Regions from separate parts of the Mus musculus genome. Here regions 1, 2 and 3 are each linked to region 4. The links are chromatin loops, found by intact Hi-C in ENCODE. Cell type or tissue: gastrocnemius. All regions are shown on one strand. Region 1 overlaps Gm12992 (predicted gene 12992). Region 2 overlaps Epb41 (erythrocyte membrane protein band 4.1). Region 3 has its middle 33 kb from the start of Ythdf2. Region 4 overlaps Mecr (mitochondrial trans-2-enoyl-CoA reductase).

What was found. A loop is a pair of places that touch in the nucleus more often than their neighbours do. Peaks named below come from ENCODE experiments on the same cell type or tissue, not always from the same donor. Only the 100,000 strongest peaks of a DNase experiment are listed, where the experiment ranks them.
Region 1: a loop joins it to region 4, with 2.2 times the contacts of the local background. A loop is called at or near these places in 6 of 42 quality-filtered maps.
Region 2: a loop joins it to region 4, with 7 times the contacts of the local background. A loop is called at or near these places in 14 of 42 quality-filtered maps.
Region 3: a loop joins it to region 4, with 2.6 times the contacts of the local background. A loop is called at or near these places in 7 of 42 quality-filtered maps.

What each region holds. Positions count from the first base shown.
Region 1 is chr4:131,915,590-131,918,089 of GRCm38, reverse strand. All of the region lies in intron 1 of Gm12992 (predicted gene 12992), which reads left to right. Among named protein-coding and RNA genes, the nearest start is that of Gm12992, 3.2 kb to the left of the region's middle. In gastrocnemius, a CTCF peak has its summit at 1,432 (motif pointing left); a DNase peak (open chromatin) is centred at 1,452; H3K4me3 peaks cover 477 bases; H3K27ac peaks cover 821 bases.
Region 2 is chr4:131,967,899-131,970,398 of GRCm38, reverse strand. Epb41 (erythrocyte membrane protein band 4.1) reads left to right here. Exons shown (of 21, transcript NM_183428.3): 12 at 2,424-2,500. Among named protein-coding and RNA genes, the nearest start is that of Tmem200b, 47 kb to the right of the region's middle. In gastrocnemius, a CTCF peak has its summit at 1,348 (motif pointing right); no DNase peak of the experiment used is centred here.
Region 3 is chr4:132,177,664-132,180,163 of GRCm38, reverse strand. No RefSeq gene overlaps it. Among named protein-coding and RNA genes, the nearest start is that of Ythdf2, 33 kb to the left of the region's middle. In gastrocnemius, CTCF peaks have their summits at 1,389 (motif pointing right) and 2,212 (motif pointing right); a DNase peak (open chromatin) is centred at 1,386.
Region 4 is chr4:131,859,818-131,862,317 of GRCm38, reverse strand. It overlaps Mecr (mitochondrial trans-2-enoyl-CoA reductase), which reads right to left. Exons shown (of 10, transcript NM_025297.2): 5 at 1,455-1,557; 6 at 440-542. Among named protein-coding and RNA genes, the nearest start is that of Srsf4, 13 kb to the left of the region's middle. In gastrocnemius, no CTCF peak of the experiment used is centred here; a DNase peak (open chromatin) is centred at 1,403.

The DNA of each region.
Region 1 (2,500 bases), 56 kb before region 4:
GTCTACCCAGTTCTTTGTACAGTCTCTGAGGTGGGCTTTCACCCTTATCGGTGTGGAACCAGCTTCTGTGGCAGGTGTACCCAGCCTTGCCCTGCTCACATCTATGCCTGCTCGTGAACAACATAAGAAGACAGTATTTTTTTTAAAGATTTATTTATTTATTATATATGAGTACACTGTAGCTGTCTTCAGACACCCCAGAAGAGGGCGTCAGATCTCATTACGGATGGTTGTGAGCCACCATGTGGTTGCTGGGATTTGAACTCAGGACCTTGGGAAGAGCAGTCAGTGCTCTTAACCACTGAGCCATCTCTCCAGCCCCAAGAAGACAGTATTAACCACTTAAAGGACCTTGGGACTTCCTATAGTCCCTCCCACTGTAAAGAAAAGGCCAGTCCTTTTCTTTAGCTACTTCTCTGCGCTCTTACAGGCACTCTGTTCCTGGGGCAACAGACCTGTCCACTTAAAGGCTGTGGAGACAGCAGGTGCCCTAGGGAAGTCCCAGCTAGTTCCTCTGAAGACTTGAGGAAGCCTGGTGGAGCCCTGGAAGTGTCCAGAAATCTCAGCGGCAGTCATTTTAGCTCCATCCTACCTCCTAAAAGTTCCAACTAGGCCTTATCAGAGCAAACATCTCCCCTGGTCCAGTCAACTGGAACAGGACAGGGCAAACCAGGAAGTCCAAAGGAGCCGGGGCTGGGAGGAGTTTCTCAAAACCCTGGGAGGGAGTGGAGGGTCCCACAAAGGACTTGAGCTGCTGATCTGCCAAGGCCTTGGAGCAGGGCTGCTGGCCGGAAACGTGGGTTTCCTCTCCACAACAGGTGTGGCCCTGTGCCCATCGTCCCCACCTTCCTCCTCCTGAGCACTTTCAGCTGATAGGGCATAGCAGGAACCCCCCACCCACCCAAGAGAAGAGTGAGGGAATATCTGCCCGTTTGCCTCCCTGCGCAGTAAGGTTGGGAAATGGCATTGCGGTGTGCAGAATGACCCTGGAGGGGAGTAGGGTGGCAGGTCACCCACCCACCCTGGTGTAGTCGCTCCTACCCGCTGGGTGTTTTGTGCTGGAAAAAGCAAGGTAGAACTTTTAGCTGTTGGGGTCCCTGGGGTGGCTGTGGGCTTGTCGCTCCACCACCCTTAGGTGGTGGCACTTGCCTTGCCCTTGTGGTTAAAGATGCTTGCTCTCCCTTGTCTCCAGGAGCCTGACCCCAGAGAATGAGGAGATGGGGACCCCAGAGCACAGCCAAGATTTCACGGGAAGCTGGGAAATGGGGCTATGAGACAACTAGGAGTCCGCCACAGACACCACAGGAATGTGGCAACTCCTTTAGTAACAAACTACACTGCCAATGAGGCAGTGGGCTCCTGGTCTCATAGGCTCCAGACCCTGTAGGAGGTTCCCAGCTAAGGGAGAAATGGAGCATGTGTGGGGCGCCCCCTGGCGGTCGGGCCGCAGCCATGCCCGAGTGTGCCCGCTGGCCTCACTAGTGCCCACGTGTCCTCGATCCTCAGGAACACCCGCCCTCCGGCCTCACGTGTGAACTCCCTGCAAACCACCCTGCTCCCCTGGGGAGGTCAGAGCAGATGTCCACCCCAATCCCCGCCACGTGCAGCTTACGTTGGGCTCTGTAGTGCTCTTAGCAGCCCTTGCTCCCCCAGGCCCTCTTGGTTAAAGGGTGCAAAATCACCCCATAACGACAGAGCTACGCTCCATTCTGTACTGTGTGGGTTCTGTCCTGGTCGGCTTGCACGGACGCAGCCCTAGGTTGAGCATCCAGCAGGCATGTAGAGGAGCGCCCCTTCATCAGACAGAATACCTCTCTGTCTGATGGGTCTGTGGTGACTTCCACCGGCCCAGGGGACAGAGGCCCACTCATACGTCCTCATCGTTGCGCAGCTATCTTCCTAGTGAGCCTCTGCGTCCACAGTCACACCATTCATTTGACAGGGCAAGGCTGCAGGCCGCAGGGGGGCCTCCACAGTTGTCATGACCCTCAGTCGTGAAATGGGACTGGCGGCCTCCAGAGTGGGATGTGGTGGGAAAGGATGCCTCTCCACTCGGCTCCAAGCCCGATCCTGCAGGTGCCGGGGTGGGGGTGGGTTAATGGGAGAGGGGAGGTGTCAGTGTCTGGACCTCAAGGCTGTGAGCATCCAGAGGCCTCTCTACCCAGAGCTAGCAGAGACCATGGCTCAGAGCATTTAAGTAACTTAAGAGGAGGATCCAGCAGCAGCAGTCTCAAACCCTTCCTGGGAAAATGCCGTCAGCACATCACCTTCCCAGGGCCTCACCCCTGCGTGCACCTAACATTTAGGCATCGCAGATCAATTGCCTCCACCATACTCCGCGACAAATCACTACAGGGGAAAGGAAAGACTGTTCCCCCGGGCGTGGGGTGGGGTGGGGGCGTTTAAGTCCTAGAGGATTCTCCCTAGAGCCTCATCTGGATGGTTCAAAACTCCCCTACCTATATATGTTTCCGCGTTATTGGCTCCAAGCCGAATTCCT
Region 2 (2,500 bases), 110 kb before region 4:
GACTAGCAGAGAGCACCCATTAGCAACAGGGACTCGCAAGCGGCCACAGATCTGTCATTGCGAGATGAGACAGGCTCAACGGTTCTGTTATTCTTTTGCTAGGCATCCTCTGAGAAGTCTTTCTCTGGAGATCATTGCAGGATAGTAAGCATTTCTTTCGTGGTGTCATTTGTATAACATAGATGTAACTTTCTATTTGTCAGTCTGTTCTGGCTTAAGGAATTCCTTTGCTTTGCTTTATTTTTTTTATAAATATAAATGTATCAGAATAAATTATGTTCAGTAGTCTGAAGAAAGTACATAATAAAGTTGTATGCTTCCATAAAAGAGTATTCAAATCTAATAAAAGTCTCAGTACAAGAAAGAATGAGGGCCTGTTATCTGAATGTCTCAATCAGAGCCCTGGAGATGGCGCCGTGGGTGAAGGTGCTTGGCACATAAAGCTGAGAGCTTGGGTTCAATCCCTGACCCCAAAGTGAAAGGAAAGACTCAATTGCCCTGGGTTACCCTCTGACCTCTACACACATGCTGTGACGTGTGTGCGTGCCCCCACACCCCACCAACATGCACACAAGGAGACAGATAGATAACTAACAATTAAATACAATTTTAAAATGAAGTATTAAAGTAAATGTGATGGGACATACTTACCTTTAATCCCAACATTTAAAAAAAAGATTTATTATTTATTTATTTATTGTATATGAGTGCGCTGTAGCTGTCTTCAGACACACCAGAAGAGGGCGTCAGATCTCATTACAGATGGTTGTGAGCCACCATTTGGTTGCTGGGAATTGAACTCAGGGCCTTTAGAAGAGCAGCCAGTACTCTTAACCTCTGAGACATCTCTCCAGCCCCCTAATCCTAGCATTTATGAAATAAAGGCAGGCAGATATCTGAGAGTTCAAGGCCAACCTGATCTACATGCTAAGTTCCAGAACAGCCAGGGATATGTAGAGAAAAATCCTCTCTCAAACAAAAAAACAAAGGTTTAGTTTTGACATTAAACTTGAGTAAGCTTTACTACAAAATGTATGGACATTTTCTTTTTTTACCCTGGAAGTAAAGAACAAAGATTAAAAACTAAAGATAATGACTGTTTCTTGTTTTATTTTGTGATATTGGGGGTGGAGCCCAGGGCCTCCTGCCTGCAGGGCAAGCAGTCTGTCACTGAGCTATAGCTCCACTCTCTATTTTGAATTAAGTTACCTAAAGCAGATGCCAAGTAGTTCCAATCCAAGTCACAGTTAATGAAGTGCAGAGGATTTTATAGTCAGCCTGTACAGTGTCTTTTCTCCAGAGCGGCCCAGGCAGGCTTCTCTCCTCAGCCTCTGCTGCCTTTGCCTCTGTGCACTAGGTGTCAGCATCTCCTTTCTCTGTCTGCCCCAGCTGTGACACCAAAACTTCTCCAGACATTGTCAAATATGCCCTGGGGGGAAATCAACCCTGGTTGAGAGTCAGTGTTCCAAGTACTTTACAGAACAGGGCTGTAAGGCATTGGCAAGGTGGAGAGGGCGCTCCATTAGTTAATGCTTTATTTTTGGGTGAAAGTCCAGAATTTTTTTAACTTTTTAAAAAAATATTTATTATTTATTTAATGTATGTGAGTACACTGTAGCTGTCTTCAGACACACCAGAAGGGAGCATCGGACTCCATTACAGATGGTTGTGAGCCACCATGTGGTTGCTGGGAATTGAACCCAGGACCTCTGAAAGAGCAGACATTAACTGTGCATCAGTGCTCTTAATTCTGGAGCCATCTCTCCAGCCCTTTTTTGAATTTTTAATTAACTGATTTATTAAAAGAGATTGTCTGGCACAAAGACTTACCTTTACACATGTCAAACAGTAGTTCCTGTCTCACCAGAAGAGCCATTTTTAAAGGTTCTGTCTCTCTCTCCCTCTCCCTCTCTCTCTCCCTCCCTCCCCCCTCTCTTTCTTTCTTTCTTTTTGTAATAATTTTGTAGAAGCTTCATAGAAAAACAATAAACGAAAAGCGAGACAACAGGCTTTATCCACCTCACCTAATCAGATGTTTAGGTTCCTGAGACCATCTAAAAATAAACATTTATTTCAAAGCAGCTTATTGGGAGAGCTACCCTGAATCCAAGCTTTATTGCAAGTTTTTTTTTTTTTAAACAGACTATAAGTTAAGTGGGTTTTGATTTCTTTTTTCAGTCTTTATTCGAATTTAGCATTTATGAAACAGTGATGTAGATGTCCTGGTTTCTCCGTTGAGGATGTTTATCTTGTTGCCATCATCTACCTTAAAAAGCACAGTTTGTGTTCTCCTCTATATGACAGATACAGGAGGCTACAACAGTCCCGAGTGTCCTGGATTGGCAGTTTCACCCTGTGACTTTGAGGTCAGTAAGGAGAGTGACACCTGCCTTCGTCTGATCTTCCCTCTTTTCCTCACACAGCAGCAGCTGCTGAGTCCACAGACCGAAGTCCTCGGCCCACCTCTGCCCCAGCCATTGCTCAGAGTCAGGTCACAGAA
Region 3 (2,500 bases), 320 kb before region 4:
TGGCTTCCAGGCAGCTATGACAAGCCCATGCCCACAGTGTCACATCTACTTCAACACGGTCACATCTCCTAATAGTGCTACTCCCTGGGCCAAGTATATACAAACCATCACAGGTCAATACATTTAGACAGACCAAATCTGTCTCCTGAACGCTGCAGTGTTCCACTGTCCCCATGGCTATGTCATTAGCCATTTTATTCATGTCTGTGTCCCAACCCCAAATTTTTCCCTGATCTGTTCCACCTCATTAATAACCAATTTGTCCATCTATGTCTACGCTGCTGGTTTTATGCCAGCTGGACACAAGCTAGAGTCATCTGATGGAAAAAAAAATGTTCCCCTAAAGTCAGGCTGGAGGCAAGCCTGTAAGGCATTTTTCTTAACTAGTGATGGGTTGGGGAGGGCCCAGCTCATTGTGGGTGATGCCATCCCTGGGCTGGGGGTCCTGGATTCTATTTTGTATCACTACCTGCCTCTGGGTTCCTGCCTTGACTTTCATCAACAATGATCTGTAAGCCTCTCTGTCTTAGGGTTTTATTGCTGTGAATAGACACCATGACCACTGCAAGCCTTCTACTGGAAAACATTCAATGGGGGCTGCCTTATGGCTGGAGGGGTTTCATGCATTATACTCATGGCAGGAAGGCAGACATGGTGCTGGAGAAGTAGCTGAGAGTTCTACATCTGGATCCGGCAGCAGGAAGAGAGAGATACTGCTCGGCTTGGCTTGAGCCTCTGAAACCTCAAAGCCTTTCTCCCATCCCTTCCTCCAATAAAGCCACACTTACTTCTACAAGGCCACACCTCCCATTAGTGCCACTCCCTTCATACTGTGCAAGTGTGGGGCTCTGAGTTCGAATTTCAGCGCCTGTGTAAAAGACCAGACGTGGTTGAATGTGCTTTTTCTGGAGAAGCAGAGACAGATGGCGCTCTCAATCTTGCTGACCAGCCTAGCTAAATTGGTAAGCCTCAGGCCCCAGTGACTGTCTTAAAAACCAAAGTGGGGCCGGCAGTTTGGCTAAAGGTCCCTGTAGCCTGACATTGCAAGCCTGATGACTAGAGTTTAATTCCCAGAACCACATAAGGGTGGAAGGAGAGAATTTATCTACAAAAGCTGTTCTCTGACTTCCATATGTGTGTTGTGGTACATGAGTGATCCCATCTCTGTCTCTGTATTACACATCACACACACACACACACACAGAGGAACAAAAAGATTTTGAGTGTGTTGTGGTACATGAGTGATCCCGATCTCTGTCTCTGTATTACACATCTCACACACACGCACACGCGCGCGCACACACACACACACACACACAGAGGAACAAAAAGATTTTGAGTTTCCTGAACGCGAGAAACTGGGAACTGTAATACTCCACTATGCCAGTAGGTGGCACTAAAGTAGCATTTCTGAGCCAGCCTCTCAGCCTAGCCTTTGCAGTCTGAGATTTAGTAGCTTGACCAGTGTAGACAGTGTCGCTTAAGCAAATTTTCATTTAGTGACGTCATTATTGTGTGTATTGTGCCCATGAGTGCAGGCATGCAATTTTCAGGGGTTTCTCTCTTCCAGCATGTGATCCAGGCATGTAATTCAGGTAGTCAAAGCTCCGAGGAAGTGTTTCTAACCACCGAATTGTACAAATCCTCAGCCGTCTGTTCGGAGACTGTTTGTGCGTTTGTTTTTTGAGATAGGGTTTCTCTTTGTAGCTCTGTCTGTTTAGGAACTCTCTCTATAGACCAGGCTGGCCTCGAACGCAGGGATCAGCTTGCCTCTGCCTCCTGACTGCTGCGATTAAGCGTGTGCCACCACTGCCCGGCTCTGGGACTTTTAAGAAGAGACGCAGATTGGCCAGGAAGACTGTAACCCCAAAGGGCGATCAACTCTATAAGAAAACACGTGTTGTTCTGCCATTGGGAGCTGGAGAAAGGCAGGTTCCACTTGCTTGAGGCAGTTGGGGAAGGTTCACAGAGGTGAATGGGCTAGGGATATAGCAGAGTGCTTAAGGGGCCTAGAATTTGGGAGACCTTAATTGGTTGGAGGATATTGTAGGTCAAGAGAACGTACTCTTAGCCTGAATTTGGTGGCAGAGAAAGAGAAATGGAGGAAAAAGTCCTTCTGGTGAATATATATATATATATTTTTTTTTAAATTAAAGATTTATTTATTATATGTAAGTACACTGTAGCTGGCTTTAGACACTCCAGAAGAGGGCGCCAGATCTCATTACAGATGGTTGTTAGCCACCATGTGGTTGCCGGGAATTGAACTCAGGACGTTTGGAAGAGCTGTCAGTGCTCTTAACCGCTGAGCCATCTCTCCAGCCCCGAGAATATATTTTGAGTCTTATGTGCACTTGTGTCTCTGTGTGTTTTTGTATGCGTGCATGCGCACACGTACCGTGTTTGAGTGATGTGCACACCCGTATGTGCTCATGGAACAGGGTAGGGCACTGGGTGTCCTGTTCCATCACACTCTGTCTTACTTCACCTTATTTCTTTG
Region 4 (2,500 bases):
CATGTGGGTTGATGGACCACACCACAAATGTTTAAAACCTCGGCTTTCCTAAAGTCTGTCTACTTCTGCCTCCTTCCATGTCTGCACACTTACAGCATGCTATCCCCAGGCTAAGGTTGGATGGGCTTTGTCCTTTCCAGAAGAGAAGCGGTTTGCAGAGCAGAGCAGGGAAGGCATATTTTGTAATTACCAGGAGATGGCATGGGATTAAGGGGGAAGTGTTCTTAGCGGGGTGCCTCAGCTTTTATTTTACTTTGTGCACGTGAATGTGATTGCTTTGCCTGCATGTCTGTCTCTGTACCGTGTGTGCCTGGGACCTGTGGAGATCCTTTGGAACAGCAGTTGCAGATGGTTGTGAGCCACCATATGGATGCTGGGACTGCAAGAGCAGTAAGTACTCTTAACCGCTTATGCACCTCTCCAGACCCAGGCTAGGTACCTTGAAGATGGTTTTTGTCTCGGGCATCCTTAGCTCTTCCTCTGTGAGGACATAATCAGCTCCTAGATCCTTCAGTCTGTCAGTTAGCTTCTTGATGTCGGGTCTGGAAACCAAACACAATCAGGTCACACTGGCTAACTAGCCTCCCTCAAGCTCCCAGAACCCCTTTGCCACAGCCCTGAGAACACATTCCTGTTTTGAGAACAGGGATAGAGAGAGATTAAGCCAGACCTCAAGCAGGAGCTGTCCACATAATTCAGTCATGCTCTACCAGCTCTTGCCTCCTTTCCTCCCCGGACAGAGCCAGGCTGGGAGATAGTCTGACAACCTATGAGTGCACACACCCTAGAGCCATCTGTGCCCGGGGAAGAGCCATCCTACTTCCTCCTTCTACTCAGACACCACTTTCTTTCCTCTTGCTCTCCAGGGCACTTGAGGGTATCATGCAAACACACTCTGGGGCAGAGCGGTCCTGGACTCTCTGGTCCAGGCACGCAGAATCACTTTTTCATCACCACTGCAGAGGCAGGGGCAGGAGTAAGTACAACCCTCGTAAGAAAGGTCTCAAGTGACTGCCACACGGGAGCACACTGAGGTTTAAAGGGACTGGAGGGGACAATGGAAAGAAGGTAAGTCTGTTACTGACTTGCCGTGTCTTCCTGAGCAAGCTGCTTCCTCTCTTGGAAACTTGAGCTTCCTCATCTGTAAAAGAGAGACCACAAGCCTGCCCCACCTCCTTCACAGCTGTGCTTGGTGTACACATGCAACCGACAGGGCTAGAGTTCATACAACAGTACAAACCAGGGACCCTAAGACAAGTCTCCAACACTCCTGACTGTTCAGTAAGGACCATCACTGCCTCTTTTTGTCATCTCTGTGTCAGACTTTCACAGGGACTTCTTTTGCCCTGCGGAATGCTTGCAAGTCAGCAGCCAGCCACTCATGCTTACACATGTGCGCCATCTGGTGGAGATGTAGGAGTGCGCAGGGACATGAGGATTAGGCCTCCCAGTACCTGTCTCGGACAACGTTGATGGTCTTTAGGCGAAGGGCTGAGGCGATCTGAATGACTGCTTGGCCCACTCCACTGTTGGATGCATTCTGGATGACAGAGTCCCCTGTGGAAGACACTAGGTCAAGCCCTGCAAACTTGGGTTGAGGGCTCCCAGCCTGGGATCCTAGTGTGGATGCAGGACCTAGCAACGGCATTTCCTTATACGGTGAACTATCACTCAGTTATCAACACACTTTCCACACCTATAATGCGTCACGGGATTTGGACACTCTGTCCATGTTTCAGATACTGCTTTGTAACTGACCTTCATCTTCCCAATTTTTATGTCCTCTGTCCATCCATCCATCCATCCATCTATCCATCCATCCATCCAGGAGCACATTATTTCTTTCTACTATATAGGCTCAGGGATTGAATTCAAGTTGTCAAGTCTCAGTGGCAAGCACCTTTGCACGCTGAGTCATCTCACTGACCCATGCTGAGGCCGAGTCTCTGGTTTGAAATGGTTTTCTGGTTCTCTTCCTTTTTAAGTTCAGCTCAAGTGTGGCTTCCTTCATGAAGCTCTCCAAGGTTCCTTCTTGTTTGTTCCCAGAGGACTCTGGTATCTCATCAATGCTCAGGCTGTAACCATGTTCTACACTAAGCTGTGTTCATATTTATCAATACCTTCAGTCCTGAGGGAGGACCATCCCTTACTCCCTTGTGTATTATTTAATGACGGTGCATTTGAAATGGATGAGAGCCATATGAGAGAAATGGGAAGCTCCTGGGCCCTACAGAATGTTTGCTTTTGCTTTGTGGTGCTGGGGATAGAACCTAGGGACTTGAGCATGCCAGGCAAGTACTCTGTCACTGAGCTATATCCTCACCCCTACAATGGGAGAGCAATGTGGTGCCCTAGGGAAGTGTGGGCTCTGGCACACAGTGGAGCTGGGTGTGCATCCTGCTTTACCAATGACTGTAACTAAACAGCTACATCATGTCCTCTTAAAACTTCAATTTTAAAAAACAGGAGGCCTGCCGGACAGTGGTGGTACATACCTTTT